2 separate regions of the Homo sapiens genome follow, and region 2 is linked to region 1. The links are chromatin contacts, found by Hi-C or POLR2A ChIA-PET in ENCODE. All regions are on one chromosome and are shown on one strand. Each heading gives the region's core, a stretch centred on a gene start or an enhancer-like site at or near the end of the contact. The rest is flanking DNA. Distances are from core to core; before and after follow the strand shown. Region 1 holds the start of DUSP3 (dual specificity phosphatase 3). Region 2 holds the start of MPP2 (MAGUK p55 scaffold protein 2).

What was found. A loop is a pair of places that touch in the nucleus more often than their neighbours do. ChIA-PET counts read pairs that join two places held with the same protein, here RNA polymerase II (POLR2A). Pooled maps may share reads with other maps.
Region 2: a map of dorsolateral prefrontal cortex shows a loop between it and region 1 (4-fold over the local background). The contact joins the promoter of MPP2 here to the promoter of DUSP3 in region 1. A Hi-C loop is called at or near these places in 1 of 168 maps with a recorded cell type or tissue (dorsolateral prefrontal cortex) and 10 of 50 pooled maps. POLR2A ChIA-PET finds 5 or more read pairs at or near these places in 3 of 52 experiments (A549, A673 and Caco-2).

Annotation. Positions count from the first base shown.
Region 1 is chr17:43,775,996-43,783,872 of GRCh38, reverse strand. DUSP3 (dual specificity phosphatase 3) reads left to right here and starts at 4,896. Exons shown (of 3, transcript NM_004090.4): 1 at 4,896-5,073. The coding sequence starts at 4,949. CFAP97D1 (CFAP97 domain containing 1) reads right to left here and starts at 3,438. Exons shown (of 6, transcript NM_001136483.3): 1 at 3,287-3,438; 2 at 2,684-2,754; 3 at 1,981-2,099; 4 at 570-693; 5 at 1-36. The coding sequence starts at 3,410. RefSeq lists a silencer at 4,716-5,405 and an enhancer at 5,338-5,632.
Region 2 is chr17:43,903,527-43,911,403 of GRCh38, reverse strand. It overlaps MPP2 (MAGUK p55 scaffold protein 2), which reads left to right and starts at 3,868. Exons shown (of 13, transcript NM_005374.5): 1 at 3,868-3,930; 2 at 6,911-6,974. The coding sequence starts at 6,944. RefSeq lists an enhancer at 3,709-3,858.

The sequences.
Region 1 (7,877 bases), core at 3,647-6,146:
ATATCTCGTGGTATTTCTGATATAGCGCCTTGAATTCTTGAAGGAAAAAAATTGGTTTATGTCAATGCCAGGGCATTGGTGCTATTACTGAAGTTCTAAATCCCAGGGATGACTTAGAAAAGATTTAAAGACCAAAGTCGGTAAGTGGAGGTTTTTTAAAACACCACAGATGGTTTCCCCTCCCCTGGCCTTTTTAAGGGTCATTCCTAAATGAAGCAAACCAACCGCATACTGACTGAATCTTATACCCTTCATCCCTGTACATTCAGCCTTTCTTAATGAATTAAGGGGTGAGGGAAGACGCTACTAGATTATTTTTCTGAAACTGACACATAATTGTTATGTTATGAAACTGACACATAATGGCTTTGCTACCAAGCTGTTTTAGCTGTTTGTTTGATGGTTTGTGCCTGTTAGCTTTGTTTGCTTTGGATGGTTTTTCTTTTAACGATTGTTACATTTCATGTGATCTGACTCTAGCTGTTCAGGGATTTTTCTGAGACTCTCTCTAGGCTGAACACCGACAAACTCTGTGTGTGTCTGGGAGTATAACATGAGTGCCCACGTGCCTGCCAGTCTATCTCAGATGCCCTGCGGTCATAGTGGGGTTTGCGATCAACAAGCCTCTTCAGAATGCCCTGGTTTTCCATGGTGATTCTCACTAGCTCGCGGTTCCTTGTTTCTCTGTTTAAGCTGAAAAACACAAAACCCCGAAATGGGTGAAGAAGGAAATGCTCATCTTGACGAGTGGGGGAGATGAAGTCATGAGATCATAAATGCCAGACTGTCTAAGTGCAGGGAGTAAACTGTCCTGCTGAGCCCACAGGCCCCTGGGACAGCCTGTTGGTCTGCACTGCACTCCGGGAAACATGCACCGCATTCGCAGGTTTATATCAGTGGTCCTCAACCCTGTTGCCCATGAGAAGATTCTACTTCATTGATCTGAGGTGAACCGTGCACACTGGCATTTTCTTAAAATTCCCCAAGGATTATAATGTAAAACCAGGATTGAGAACTTCTGGTTGGGGGAAGGTCTCCCTGTGAATAAATCACAAACGGCTGGCGACAAGTTTTGGGTCACCTCACTCCTCTCAGCTTTCAACTTATACCAGAATATACCAGGATATAGAATGGCATCTTGACCATCTCCTCGCCCCCAGCAAATTCTTTCTCTTGCATGAGCTTCTTTTGTATCCCTAATCACACTGCATTGTCATTATTTCCATAAATATCTCCCCTACAAGACCTTGAGTTCTTTGAGGTAAGGAAATATACATCTCATTTCATCTTTATTATTCCTGGTACCTAGCACATAGTAGTTGCTCAGGAAAGATTTCTGGAACTGATTTTAAGAATGTCACATCATAGCCCCAGCCATGGTGCTATGGAACAGATGCCTGTGTCCCCCAAAATTCTTATGTTCAAATCCTAACCATGAAGGTGATGGTATTAGGGGGTGGGCCTTTGAGAGCTGATTAGGTCACCCTAATGGAATTAGTGTCCTTATGAAAGAAGCCTCTTTCTCCTTCTGCCCCGTGAGGTTACAGTGAAAAGATGGTTGTCTATGAAGCAGGCCCTCCTCAGATGCCGAATTTACTGGCACCTTGATCTTTGGACTTCCTTGCCTCTAGAACTATGAGAAATTTTTGTTGTTTATAAGCCACCAGTTTATAGCAATTTGCTATAGCGCCCTATAATGGACTAAGACACATGGCCACCATTTTATAAAAGTGCGCAGTGCATTCTTGTGACACACTGAATAGGACTCTGAAAAGTCTCTTCGATGAAATAAAAGCTCTTTAATGCTAGAGAAAGGTCCCCATTTTTAAAGTTTTCATTCTGTGTAACATGGTCTGTTTGGTTCTCCCTCAAGATAACTTCCCTTAAGTACTTCTCTGACTTGGGAAAACCTCACACTAAAACCCAAGAGGAAAGTCAATTTTGACTTTTCAAAACTGAAATGAAGACAAAGAACATTACCTCTTGGAAAAATATTCATTCCAGCAATCCACCTTGGCAGGGCCGCGATGGGCATTTGCGATTTTCTGACACAGTTGCTTGTTTTCATACTCGATTTTGTTGATTTTCTTTTGTTCACCCTGGTAAGAAACCACACCTCACCATGGTGACACCATCAGTGCACTGCCCCAACACACAATGACTTAGTGTTCCCCTCCTCTGAGATCGTGGGAAAGGGGTGCATTGAGGGCCACAGTGGAGACTGGAAGCAGAACTTAAAAGACTGGGCGGCCGGGCACGGTGGCTCACGCCTGTAATCCCAGCACTTTGGGAGGCCGAGGCAGGCGGGAGGTAATGAGACTAAGACCATCCTGGCCAACATGGTGAACCCCTGTCTCTACTAAAAATATGAAAAATTAGCTGGGCATGGTGCCACATGCCTGTAATCCCAGCTACTCTGGAGGCTGAGGCGGGAGAATTGCTTGAATCTGGGAGGCGGAGGTTGCAGTGAGCCGAGATTGTGCACTCCAGCCTAGGCAACAGAGCGAGACTCCGTATCAGGGGGGAAAAAAACGACTGGGGGTGACGCGTGGGGAGGAGGAGTATTAACAAATCTTTGAGTAGATGGGTATTTAGAAGGCTCTGGGAAATTGAACCTCTTTAGGAAACAGACTGGAAGTCAATAAAATACATCTGCACATCTGCAAGCAGCAAGAACAAATACCTGTAGTTTGCTCAATTTTAAAATGTGATTTGTGTGCGCCACTGGAGGTTTGGTATCAACAGTAGGCTTCGCTAGAGAAGGGGGATAAAAGGGAACAATGTTACATCACAGGAATTCCAGTAGCGGCCTCAGAAAACCAGCACTAGACAATGTCCTTGACTAATGAACAATTTCGAATTAGGACCTTAATGCGACTCAAGAAGTTTGGTTTGATTTATCAAATGAACATCTCTGGAGAGTTTTGAGCAGAAACAAAAGAATAGTGAAAATAAAATTTACAGAGATAAATGTCCTTCTAATCCAATGAAAGAGCTTCTCTTCCAATCTTTTTCCAATATTATTAGCCTGTCTATTGGCTTCTGAAGTCTTATCCCCTTTCTAACGTACTTCGGCTTTAAGGAGTTTAAAGGAGTATTTCCATCCAGTGAACTCCCTGGTGGAAGATACATTTTGTTATTGGTGCTAATGCCCTCTTCCCCAAACTCAGCAGATAAGGCCATATCATCCCAAAGCTGTGACCTGGTCTGGTTTCCTGTTGATCTCTTTATGGGGTACCATTCCAAAATCCCTAATAGCAGTGTCCAGCCCAAACTGCCCACATACCTATTTGTATTCTATTCTTGTGAGATACGTAGTGGCCAAAGTCCAGTTTCTTTCTGAAGGTTGTGCTTTGCCTGTGATTAGAGACGATAACAGGGTAGGCCAGATAATCCAGGGAATTGTTCATCTTCTCTTCCTAGTCTCACTTCAGAAATGAGGTACCCAGACTCCTCTGTGAGGTGCCTAGCTGTCCCCATGACAAGCTGTCATAGTTACCCAGTTATGACATCAGGGACAGGTCCCGGGAAGGGAGTAGGAGCAGCAGAGCATGGCTGGCTGCCTCTGGGCTTGTGTTTTTAATGCTAACCTCGGCTCAAGTCAAGATGAAGGTCAAGGAACTCGAAAGCTTTCCCCGCTGCTTAGAATGCAGATGCTGCCAGCCAACACCAGAAGGAAAGAAGTGGTGCACCGGGAGGGGTGGGCAGGCACGGGGTGGGGTGAGGGATACAGAAATTCCAGCCTTGGTTACACATCTTGGGCTATCAGCTAAGTAGTCTCCACTGCAATAGCTCCCCTGAAGGTGCAAGACCACAAGTTTTGGAGGAGGAGAAAGTTGACCCTAATGATAATCGGATCCAATTCCTTTTGCAAATGAGGAAACTGAAGACCACAGCAGCAGCAACGTTACTCAAGAACCAAGTTGGTGGCAGGGCTGGGCTCAGGATGTGGGGTTCCTGAATTCAAGGCCAAATTTGCCCTTTTGCAGGAAGGAAACTGCCAGTTTTTCATGGCAGTAGGGGAGGGCAGCTTTCCTCCAGTACAGAGACTATCTTTTGTACTTAGTGGGAGTTCAGGAAATGCTGAGTGGCTTATGGTGGGCTGGCATCTGCTCCAGGAAGGGCTGCAGGAGTCTGATTTATCTCCACCCCAGCACAGGGTATAGCACCCACTGGGTGCTCAACGCATTTGTTGATGAAGGACTAACACCTATTGAGTGCTCGCCATGCAGTGCTGGGTGCCTTCTTTGAATGTCACATTTAACCCTTCCAGCAACCCTAGAATTAGGTACCATTACTATCCCGCTTTTTTTTTTTTTCCCTGCAAACAGGCTCAGGTTAAGTAATTCCTCAGAATTCCAAACCTGACTGCTTTTAAGCACGACGATGACTCTCAATGAATGTTGAAAGCAGATGCGCCCCAGAGTAGGGCTTCTCAGACTTTGACCGTAGGGACCTCCTGGGGTCCGTAAAATGTCCACTCTGATCCAGCAGGGCTGGGCTGGGGCGGGGATTCTGTCAAGCGCCCGGGTGGTGCCTCCACTGCAGGGAGCCGCTCACGAGCCGAACCCGGCGGTCCCTGTAATCATGAAAGACTGAAGCGACCCCTAGGTGTACCTCCGCCACGAAATGTTTATTGGGCCCTGCATTTAATTCAGGGAAGGAAGTTACCGCGCTTGCCAGTTTACAAAGATACACAAACGGCCTGGACCGGGATGGGGCGAGGACCCCTGAGACTCCAGGGCGGTGGCGTCTTCCCCCCGGGACGCGCCCAGGAGTGGCGCGCGGGGCCCCCGCGTCACGGCGCCCGCGCTCCGCAGCTCCCGGAGCCCGGCGGGCCCGCCCCAGGGGCGGGACGGGGCGGCTCCCGGCGCGAGCCCCCGCCCAGCTGATCCGCCGCTCTCCGCCTCGCTTGCTCCTGCCGGGCGTGCAGGGCCCCGCCGCCGCCATGTCGGGCTCGTTCGAGCTCTCGGTGCAGGATCTCAACGACCTGCTCTCGGACGGCAGCGGCTGCTACAGCCTCCCGAGCCAGCCCTGCAACGAGGTCACCCCGCGGATCTACGTGGGCAACGCGTGAGTCCCTTTCGCGAGCCCGGCCCCGCCGTCCCTCTCGGGACGCCCCGCCCACCCGAGGCTGGGGTCGGGGTGTCGCGAGTCTTGGGTTGGGGGAGCCCGGGCGCGATGGCCCCTCCGGGAGCCACAGCGGGGGCTTGGGAGGGGCCTGGAGTCGACGCCTACCCCCGCGCGTGGGGCCAAGGAACTGGAACCCTGCCTGGCCGGGCGCGGCCCTTCCCCGTGGCGGGGTGCACGGAGCCCGGGTGGCGCCTGCCCGGGTCCCAGCCGCCACCCGCTTGGGGCTTGGCCTTGGGCGGGGTCGGGGCTACCATGTTCACTTAACAGGTGACCCTCGGTCGCCCGGCCGGTCTCCTGCCCGCGCGTCATGTGACAGCTGCCTGGTTCTGCAGTGAGGTCACCGCGGAATGTCTGCCTTCGCCGCCATGGCAACGGGCCGACGTCACAATTCGGGCATGGAATTTTCCCGGCCCGGCAGTCCCGGATCAGGGAACCTAAACACCCCAAATGAGCGAGTCCGGGGAGCTGGGCCGGGATTTCCAGGCCCCCACCTTCCAGATGTGATTTGATTTACAGGAGATTCTAGAACGGTCCAGTGATAACCCCCCTAAGGACCTGAGCCACCACCTAGAAAAGGCTCTTGACCTTTCACCCCCAGGCTCTGTCACCCAGGCTGGAGTGCAATGGCGAGATCTCGGCTCACTGCAACCTCTGCCTCCTGGGTTCAAGCAATTCTCCTGCCTCAGCCTCCCGAGTAGCTGGGATTACAGGCGCCCGCCACCACGCCTGGCTACTTTTTGTATTTTTAGTAGAGACGGGGTTTCACCATATTGGCCAGGCTGGTCTCTTGGCCAGGCTGGTCTCAAACTCCTGACCTCATGATCCGCCCACCTCGGCCTCCAAAAGTGCTGGGATTACAGGCGTGAGCCACCGCACCCGGACAGTAAGAGATTTTTTTTAATTTAAATTTTAAATTTTTTTTCTAGTAAGAATGTCTAATCAGCAGGAAAGAACCAGTGTTAACATTCTGAGATGTGAAATAGGAGCCTCAAGAAAGAATATATTAGCATGCCTGTACAGCCTTGGAAAGCCTCAAGTTGGATTTTCACGATACTCTGAGGACCCAGTTACCAAAATCCTAAGCTTCATGGCTCAGCCCAAGGATGGCATGTTGAAAACTCAAAACTAACCCTCCTCCCATTTTACAGAGGAGGAAATGGTGGCTCAGAGTGTGTGAGGGACTACAAGGACAGGGTCAATGTCTTGTTCATGTATGTATTTCCTGACCTCCGCTATGACCTGCTGTTTAGCCTGCCAAGGACTGCCACGGAAATGGGGGTCATCATGGAACTAGAAGGGGTCCATCAGGCCCCAGCCTCATGGGGACAGTTCTCATCCATTCCATCATTCATTCACCAGTCTGAGCACCTGCTTTATGTCAGGCACTGTACAATGTTCATTCATAGTAGAGATAGTAATAATGATAATTGTAAATTTTTTGAATGTTGAATTATTAATAGTATTAGAGGCCTGGCACGATGGCTCACGCCTGTAATCCCAGCACTTTGGGAGGCCGAGGCGGGTGGGTCACCTGAGGTCAGCAGTTCGAGACCAGCCTGACCAACATGGTGAAACCCTGTCTCTACTAAAAATACAAAAATTAGCTGGGCATGGTGCCTGGCGCCTGTGATCCCAGCTACTCCGGAGGCTGAGGCAGGAGAATCGTTTGAACACGGGAGGTGGAGGTTACAGTGAGCCAAGATCGTACCGTTGCACTCCAACTGGGCAACAAGAGCGAAACTCCATCTCAAAAAAAAAAAGTATTAGAGAAGGGAGATGAATGGGAGTGACTCTTCAAAGTGTTTTTTTCTATCAGCCACTGCTTCACAGTCTTGCGCGGTGTCCTAAGCAGGAATAAACAGAGTCCCACAGTGTCAGCCAAAGGCTTCAGGAATTGGAAAGCTCTAGAGACACCCTTCCTCTTGCACCAAGCAGCAAGCAGGCCTTGTTAGCCTCAGGAATCCCGCTTGCTTGGGCAGGTTGGCCATTCAGCTGTCATCACTTCCCAAGTGGAAACCAAGGTTGTACACGTCTGGTGTAGCCAGAGTGGCAATTGCTGATGGCCACTGTAGAAAATACATCCCTTGCCCTCTAAGCACCTCTGACCTTGACTTGGCCAGGGGTGTGGGGGTTCCTCAACAGGGAGGATCAGTGAGCACCAAGCACCAAGAGGATTTGGGCTCCATTCCCTTAACAAAATCAGGGCCGCAGCCACGTCCTCACAAGGCAGAGCCAGAGCCTGTGTGAGCCACATGTGCCAGGCCTTGGGGGTTTTGCAGCAGATGTGGGCATGAGGGGCAGAGTGAGGTGGAAGATAGAGCAGGGCTGGATGTCGGGAGAAAGGAGGTCTTCTCCCAGATCTGCCACCAGCAGCACACGGGGCCTGTGCCCATCCCTCTGCTCATCCTGTTGGGCCTGAGTTCAAGCTCTGTTAAGCAGGGATATTGCCATCCTTGTTCCTCACAGGGCTGCTCGCAGTGGGCAAGCAAGATCACACAGGAGGTGGCATTTTATAAAGTATAAACTGCTATTTGGACTGGGATGTTTTGTGAGATGAAATAAAGGGGCCTTTTCACCATTCAGACCAATTATTATTTTTATTTTATTTTATTTTATTTTTCGAGACGGAGTCTCACTCTGTCACCCAGGCTAGAGTGCAATAGCACAATCTCAGCACACTGCAACCTCCACCTCCCGGGTTCAAGTGATTCTCCTGTCTCAGCCTCTGTAATCCCAGAGTAGCT
Region 2 (7,877 bases), core at 2,619-5,118, 130 kb before region 1:
ATGCCCTGTTGAGGCGGGGACTAGGGAGGACGGCATAGCTTTTCCTTTAGAACAGTGGTTTCCAAAGTGGGTGTGCACCTAGGGGTGTGCAAGATGATCCTTTTGGGTATGGGAAGACAAAATTGGAATTTCTATTTATAGTTAAAAAATTAATCCTGGCCTGGTGCAGTGACTCACACCTGTAATCTCAGCACGTTAGGAGGCTGAGGCAAGTGGATCACTTGAGCCCAGGAGTTTAAGGCCAGCCTGGGCAACATGGCAAGACTCTATCTCTACAAAAAATTAAAAAAAAAATTCTCCAGGTGTGGTGGCATGCAGCTGTGGTCCCAGCTACTCTGGAGGCTGAGGCAGGAGGATGGCTTGAGCCTGGGAGGTCCAGCCTGCAGTGAGCTATGATCATGCTACTGCATTCCAGCCTGGGCAACAGAGTAAGACCCTGTCTCAAAATATGTTTATTTATTTATAAATAAAATGAAAATAAAAATTCATCCCTATGTGTGTGATTTCTAATATGCATACTAATTAGTTGAATAACACAAATATAGTTTATAGGCAAATATTTATATAATTTTATATAGTCCATTGAAGGCTCTAATTTTTTTTTTTTTAAATACGGAGTCTCACTCTGTCGCCCAGGCTGGAGTGCAGTGGCGCAATCATGGCTCACTGCAACCTCTGCCTCCCGGCTTCAAGCGATTCTCCTGCCTCAGCCTCCCAAGTAGCTGGGATTACAGGCGCCCGGAACCACTCCCAGCTAATTTTTGTATTTTTAGTAGAGACAGGGTTTCATCATATTGGCCAGGCTGGTCTTGAACTCCCGACCTCACATGATCTGCCCACCTCGGCCTTCCAAAGTGTTGGGATTACAGGTGTGAGCCATGGCACCTCGCCCAAGTTTTTTTTTTTTTTTTTTTTTTTTTTTTTAAGTATAGTCCATAAATAAGGTTTCCAGAACTAGGCACTGGCCAGTCGCAGGTGTGGAGGCGAAGCACCTCAGAGGCTGGGTGTAGATAAACTGGGAATAGCTGTTGGTGGCCCCTGCTGGTCATTATAGGAAGTGCACCATCACTCAGTGCAAAGCCTTACCTGCTGGAAATTTGTAACACTTTTGAGTTTTATTTTTCTCTGTGCCTTGACTCCCAAAACTCTGGGCTGAACACCACCATAGGAATACCTTGATTTTGGGGGAAGGAGATATACTACCTGCACCTTTATGACCTCTGAGGCTGAGGCAGGGAGGAAGGCAGAGCTAATTACAAACCTCAGAGAAGGAGGACTCATTCCCCTCTTGAGGTAGGGGGCAGCCCTTAACTACTAGGGGATGCATTGCCGACCTTCAAACCTGCTTCCCTTCCCAGCTACTCCATTGCCAACCATTAGCAGCTCTATTCCTTTGGGGAACAGCTTAGGACACACTGCACCTTTATTATGGCATTCAGCTGTGCTACCAAGAAGCGCTTTTTGTATCTATGTAACACACTCCTTTCCGACTTCAACCCCAGACTGTGAACTCTAGGAGGTTAGGGCCCTTATCTCAGTATCACAGTAAGTGGTACCTTGCCTGGCACAGAAGAGGAGCATCCTATTCTGCATCAATAAATGTTTCTTCTCATTCTGTAACTGCACAAGGCTGTTGTGAGAATGAAACAATTTGTCAATTGTAAGGTCCTGAACAGATGTGAGAGGCTGGCATTCTGCAAGGCCTTTATTAGAGAGATACTTGTTGACCGACGAATGCAGTGGGGCAGCCGCTAAGAATAATGAGTTGGGCTCCACCTCCCCAGGTGGGCCAGAATCTGAGATCCCAGACTGTCCTGAGGATCCTAAATGGAATGGAAGATTTGATGTGGGTCGCTATGGAGGTAATAATTGCTTGATTAAGAAGTAATTAATATCTTGTAGAGATTCAAGATCCTTCCTCTTCCAAAATACAAATAGCTGAGTGATTTCCAGCCCAGAGGTGGACAGGTGACAGTGGAGGGTAGCCTTTATAATGGAAAGGGGAACTCTTCCTGAATTCAATTATAAGGATTTTCTAGGCCGGGTGCAGTGGCTCATGCCTGCAATCCCAGCACTTTGGGAGGCTGAGGTGGGCAGATCACCTGAGGTCAGGAGTTCGAGACCAGCCTGACCAACATGGAGAAACCCTGTCTCTACTAAAAATACAAAATTAGCCAGGCATGGTGGCGCATACCTGTAATCCCAGCTACTCGGGAAGCTGAGGCAGGAGAATTGCTTGAACCCGGGAGGCAGAGGTTGCGACGAGCCGAGATCATGCCATTGCACCCCAGCCTGGGCAACAAGAGCGAAACTCCGTCTCAAAAAATAAAAATAAAAAAGAAGAAGAAGAAGAAGGATTTTCTAGCTTGCAGATAGAGGAAAGAGCTGCAAGCAATGCGCTCCAAGAACCCTCTTTGTTTAGAGACCAAAGCCTGCAATTCCTGTCAAAGCTATCTGGGTTCGATGGCTTTCTTCTCTCAGTAAAAGCCTGGGTCACCTAAACAATGTGGTTTTCAGCAGTTCGGCCGCCTCTGTGGCTTTTTCCTATATCCAAACTTATACCCTTGGAACTCAGGGGAGAGCTGAGTCTTGGAACCCAGGGACCAGTCCCCTGCTTTCGGGATAGATTCCCATTTCTGAGATTTCCAAGCAAGTTTCCAGAATGTAATCCATTTCTTTTCTTTTTGTTTCTTTTGAGACAGGGTCTCACTCTGTTGCCCAGGCTGGAGTGCGGTGTTGCAATCTCGGCTCACTGCAGCCTCAGCTTCCCAAGTAGCTGGGACTACAGGCGCGCGCTACCACGCCCAGCTAATTTTGTTTATTTTATTTTTTGTAGCGATGGGGTTTCACTATGTTGCTTGGGCTAGTCTCGAACTCCTAGGCTCAACCGATGCTCCCGCCTCCGACTCCCAAAGTGTTGGGATTATGGGAGTGAGCCACCGCGCCCGGCCAAAGATGCAGTCCATTTATGATCTTAGGAATCCAGTTAGCAAGGAAAAGGGATGACTCTCACATTTTGTTCAGGGCAACTGGACGGGGTGGCTGAACGCCGAGGTCGGAGAAGTAGCGTAGCTGGCCCCAAATGCTAGTCGCACTGCACAGAGCCTCCCGTATTTGGAGGCCCAGCATCTTTTACTAGCAGATGTGGGGTGGAGCCGGAGGCTGGGCGAAGGCGGGCCAGTGGGTTTAACCCTTTATTTACTTTTTGGGCTGGGACTCTGAGGAAGGCTAGCCAGTTACTTCTTTATTCCATAGGCAGGAAAATGGACCAGGCCTCCCTCACCTAGACCTAAAAGAGGCTCTCGAATCCTTTCAGGAAGACATTTCCTCTTTTTTGCAAAATTTCTGGAAAGTCTGGAATCCGGATATCCACCCTCTGAGTCCTTAAAAAGCTGCCCCTGATCCCGAGGCCTTCTGGGGCTGGTATCCTGCTTCCTGGGAGTCTCTCTGAAGTCCTCCTATTCTTTTTCTCAATATGGAAGCAGGATAACGAGGAAAAGTGAGGCACGCCTGGAACTAGAACGCCGGTCTAAGCCAAGATGGGTGGGCGGAGTAATCAAGCCGGTCTCATTAGGCACTTTTACCATCGCCCCTTTAAGGGATCCTTGGGAGCCGAGGGGCACCAGCGGGTACTGGTACCAGTCCTGCCTCCCTAACCCTTCCCAGTGGGACTCCAGCAGGGCGTCGTGGTCTGTGCGGTGTCTCCCAAACCACTACCTGGCTGCCCCCGTACCAGCTGCTGGGAAAGACTACTTCCTCCGAGTTGTGCCGGCCTCCGCGTTCTCCTCACCTCCCCTCTCCTCCGGACCTCCGCCCCCTCGCGGAGAGGCCTTGCCGCTTTAAGAGCCGGGCTAGCGATTGACAAGCAATAAACGCTGAGCGCCCGGCTGCGCTGGAGCCGCCCGGAGCTAGGGGCTTCCCGGGGCGCAGGTAGGCGTCCCCCGGCCCCCGGGCCAGCTCCTATCCCAAGACCTCCGCCTTCTTTTCGTCCTGACACGGCACTTAGGACCCTATTCACTGGGTTTAAACTCCACAGGCCCCTTTCACCCAGGCCCGTTCCCTCCCTGTCCACCCGCCCCCGCCCCTGGGCCCTCTTTCTGGGGTGCTGGTTGGGAGAACCAAGCCCCGCTGCCCATTGACACTGGTCCCCGCCCCTGCGGTAGGGGCTCCAAAGTGGCTTCAGGCACCAAGGTGGTGAGCTGTGAGGGGCCCCGGTATCTGCGCGGCCTCCCCGGGGGCTGTGCGGGTTGGGGGTACTTAGAAGCCCGGCATTACGTAAGAACCGTGCTGTTAGCGCTTCCGGGGGTTGGGGAGCGAGACAGAGGTTGCGCTGGGTCCCGGTGGCCCCCTGGTCCCCCTAGGCAGCTAACACCACAATCTTCCCTGGGAGGGGGTCCGCAGAAGGGCGCGCGCTGCTTCTCCCGCTTCCCAAGCTGTAGCGGGGCGGGTCGGGAGCCAGGGTTAGGGTCTGGAGACTTGGGAGGGGACCGGTGCCAGAAGCGAAGAGCTAGGGTTAGAAAGTTAGGTCAATTAAGGGGGGGGCGGTGCGGATAAAGACGGGGTGGGGGTTGGCCGGGGCAGTCATTTAGTGACCTCATCCCTGGTCTCCGGCGGGCGCGCACGTAGAGAGCCTTCTTTGATGGCTCACAACACGCCCCCCTCCCCCAGGTCCTAGCGCCCAGGGTGTTAGGGCTGGGTCCGTTGGGGCAGGGGTGATCTGATGGTCCAAGCATGCACGTCCGCCTGGCCTTTCGACCCCATCCTCTGGCCCTCAGTTCTGTCCAGACCTCCCCGCGACCTCTCGCTCTCCAAAGCGCCTTTGTCAGACCTTTCTTCTCCGCACCTCTTTGTATGTGTATGGATGGAGGGATGGGTGGGAGGTTGGAAGAAACCTCTCCCTTTCACTGCTGGTCCGCTCGCCTGCGGACACTATGGGTGATGTGGATATCTCGGAGGCAGAGCTGAGAGGGCATCTGGGCCCAGGCTTTTGGAAGCCGAGGTGCAGGTTCCCAGATGTCTGGGTGCAGGACCTTGGCACGGAGCCAGGCTAGCTTGCCTGGCACTGCCGTTCTCCTGTGGACACAGCCAGGCCCCGCCCTCTCAGAGGCTTGGACGGGCGTGGGGGAGCAAAGCCAGCCGATGCTCTGGGAACCGATTCCCCGGGAGAAAACCCAGGCAGGCTGGGCAAGACTTCCGAGCGCAGGGATTTCATACAGGATCCTCCCTGCCTTTTCCCGCCCTCCACGCTCTAGGGAAGGAGGACTTCTGGAGTCCCTTCTCTGACCCTGTGAGGGAGAGCAGCGCCAGCCAGGAGAAGGCTCCAGGTCATCAAGGCCTGGGAGGGGGAGGGAAGGGATCCCTCCTCCCTGCTCTCTAGGAGTAGAGATTGGCACCAGGGGCACGGGCCAGCACAGTGGATCCTGGGCATTTCTTCCAGCCTGGGTGTAGCCTGAATAGGGGTGCCCTTCCTCTCCCTGAAAGCACCTTTATTCCATGTCCTCAGCGGCAGAGCTGGGAGGAAAGGGAACCATCCCCCTCACTTTTGTAATTTCTGTCACCTGAGCTCAGGTGACCAGCTCAGGCCTGAGAAGGGAATGGGAGCAGAGAGGGTTTTATTGAAATCAGGTACTAGTCCTCTGGGAAGAATCCTCTTTTGGGGGGAGGTGGAGTTGCCGTGGTTCCCCCACCCCCAGGACTCAGCAGGCATTCAGTCCTAAAGTGGGCACTGCCAGATGCTTCCCCCCACTCCCCACCCCTGCTGTGAGCCACTGCCTCCTGTTGTCATGGCAACTGGGAATTAGGGTTTTATCCAGCAGCACATGCCCAGGAAGGCAAAGGGAAGAAGGGTGGGGGGTAACCCCCTGCCCTCTCCTGGGAGAACGAGGGAGCCACTCCTAGCCTGGGGAGGCCCTGGAATGGAAACTGGGGCTGTAGACTCCATGCTTGGTTCTGCCCAGAGCACTTGGTCTCCTTGTGCCAGCTCTGAGCTAAGAAAGGGAGAGAGGAGAGAGAGCCAGCCAGAGGGGCCGTGGAGAGGTAGATATCACTCTGTCAGCCCCCCAGATAAATGTGGAACATCGGCGCTTTGGTAGGCCTAGGTTCCAGAAGCAAATAAAATCAATGTGGTTCTGACTCTCAGGGAACCTGCAGTCTAGGAGTACTCATGTTTTCTACTTTGGCTCAAATTCTGGACTCTTTTATTATTTTTTAAATGACTTTTTTTTTTTAAGACAGGTTCTTGCTCTGTTGCCCAGGCTGGAGTGCAGTGGCGCAATCATGGCTTACCGTAGCCTCGACCTCCTGGGCTCAAGAGATCCCCCTGCCTCAGCCCCACAAGTAGCTGGGATCATAGGCATGCACCACCACACCTGGATAATTTTTAATTTTTTTGTAGAGATGGGGGTCTCGCCATGTTGCCCAGGTGGGTCTCAAACTCCTGGGCTCAGGTGATTCTCCTGCCTCAGCCTCCTAAAGTGCTGGGATTATAGGCGTGAGCCACCTTGCTCAGCCAAATTATAGTCTTACCCTCTAAAAATTCTACTTGTTTCCTCTTCAAAAAACAAACAAACAAAAAATACAACAGGAAGAAACACTTTATTTATATACTTATTTTTGAGTCATAAAACCTGGATTTTCATTTTAGCTCTCCTTATTAGCTTTGTGAACTTGGGCAAATCAGTTAACCTCCCTTATCCTCCCTGGTCTCCTCCTCCTCAGAGAAATAGGCGAGTAATACCTGCTCTTCCTGCTTCCCAGGACCGTTGGAATCATTGTTGTTCTCCAACCCCCACTTTCTGGGCAGCACCTTCTCCCCTACCTTTCTGGCTCGTCCTGAAGGGGAGGCTCTTCCTATTCCCTTCCCCATTGCTTTGCCCTTGTATCTGCTCATCCTCCTCTCTCCCCTCTCCAGGAGAGACGTTTCAGAGCCCTTGCCTCCTTCACCATGCCGGTTGCCGCCACCAACTCTGAAACTGGTAAGAAGGGGGTGAGGATGTTAGCTTATTTCAGTGGTTCAGAGGGTGCCAGGCGAGGACTTAGGGGTGGGCACTTGCACAGCTCCAGATAAGAACCAACTGGCTCCACTGCTGTCCACCCTACCACTCAGCCATTCCTTCTGGCAGCTGCTGTGGCCATCTCCTCTGTGTGGGTTCCTGTGCTGGAACGGAGAAGAGAAAGAATAAGACCCATACCTGCTCCAGTGTAGGGCTGGAGCACAACTCACCTCCGTGGAGGGCAGGGGATGCATGCTCCAGAGGTGACCCGTACTATTGCTGGAGGGCAGTGGCATAGGACCAGGCCTTCAGGAGGTGGCCCCGGAGCTGGGCCTTGGAGAATGGCTTGGGGGTGGAGGGATTACAGCAGCACAGCCTGGGGCTGAGAAGTCCATAATCGCTGCCCACTAGGCCAGCATGTGCCAGAGGTGGACAGGGGGTACTGGGGACCAGGAAGCTGTGAGTGAAGGAACAAGAATACCAGGTTAGGATACCTGGACGTGGCTCTGTAGGAGGCATTAGGACAAGGGAGTGGGCCACTCAGACAAACTAGCAAAGCCTCAGTGGCAAACTGCTTAACCTCTTGGAGCTCGCATTTCTTCTTCTGTAAAGAGGCTGCTGTGAGACGCAAAGGCTGTAATGGGAGAGCACATTACTTTTAGGAATAGTCATAATTATTATGCTGCTGTTGCTGCCGCTGCCACCAAGTTGTTGTTGTTGTTTTTGAGACAAGTTCTGGCTCTTTAGCCTAGGCTGGAGTGCAGTGGCGCAAGCTTGGCTCACTGCAACCTCTGCCTACCAGCCTCAAGTCATTCTCCCACCTCAGCCTCCCAAGTAGCTGGGACTACAGGTGTGCACCACCATGCCCAGCTAATTTTTGTATTT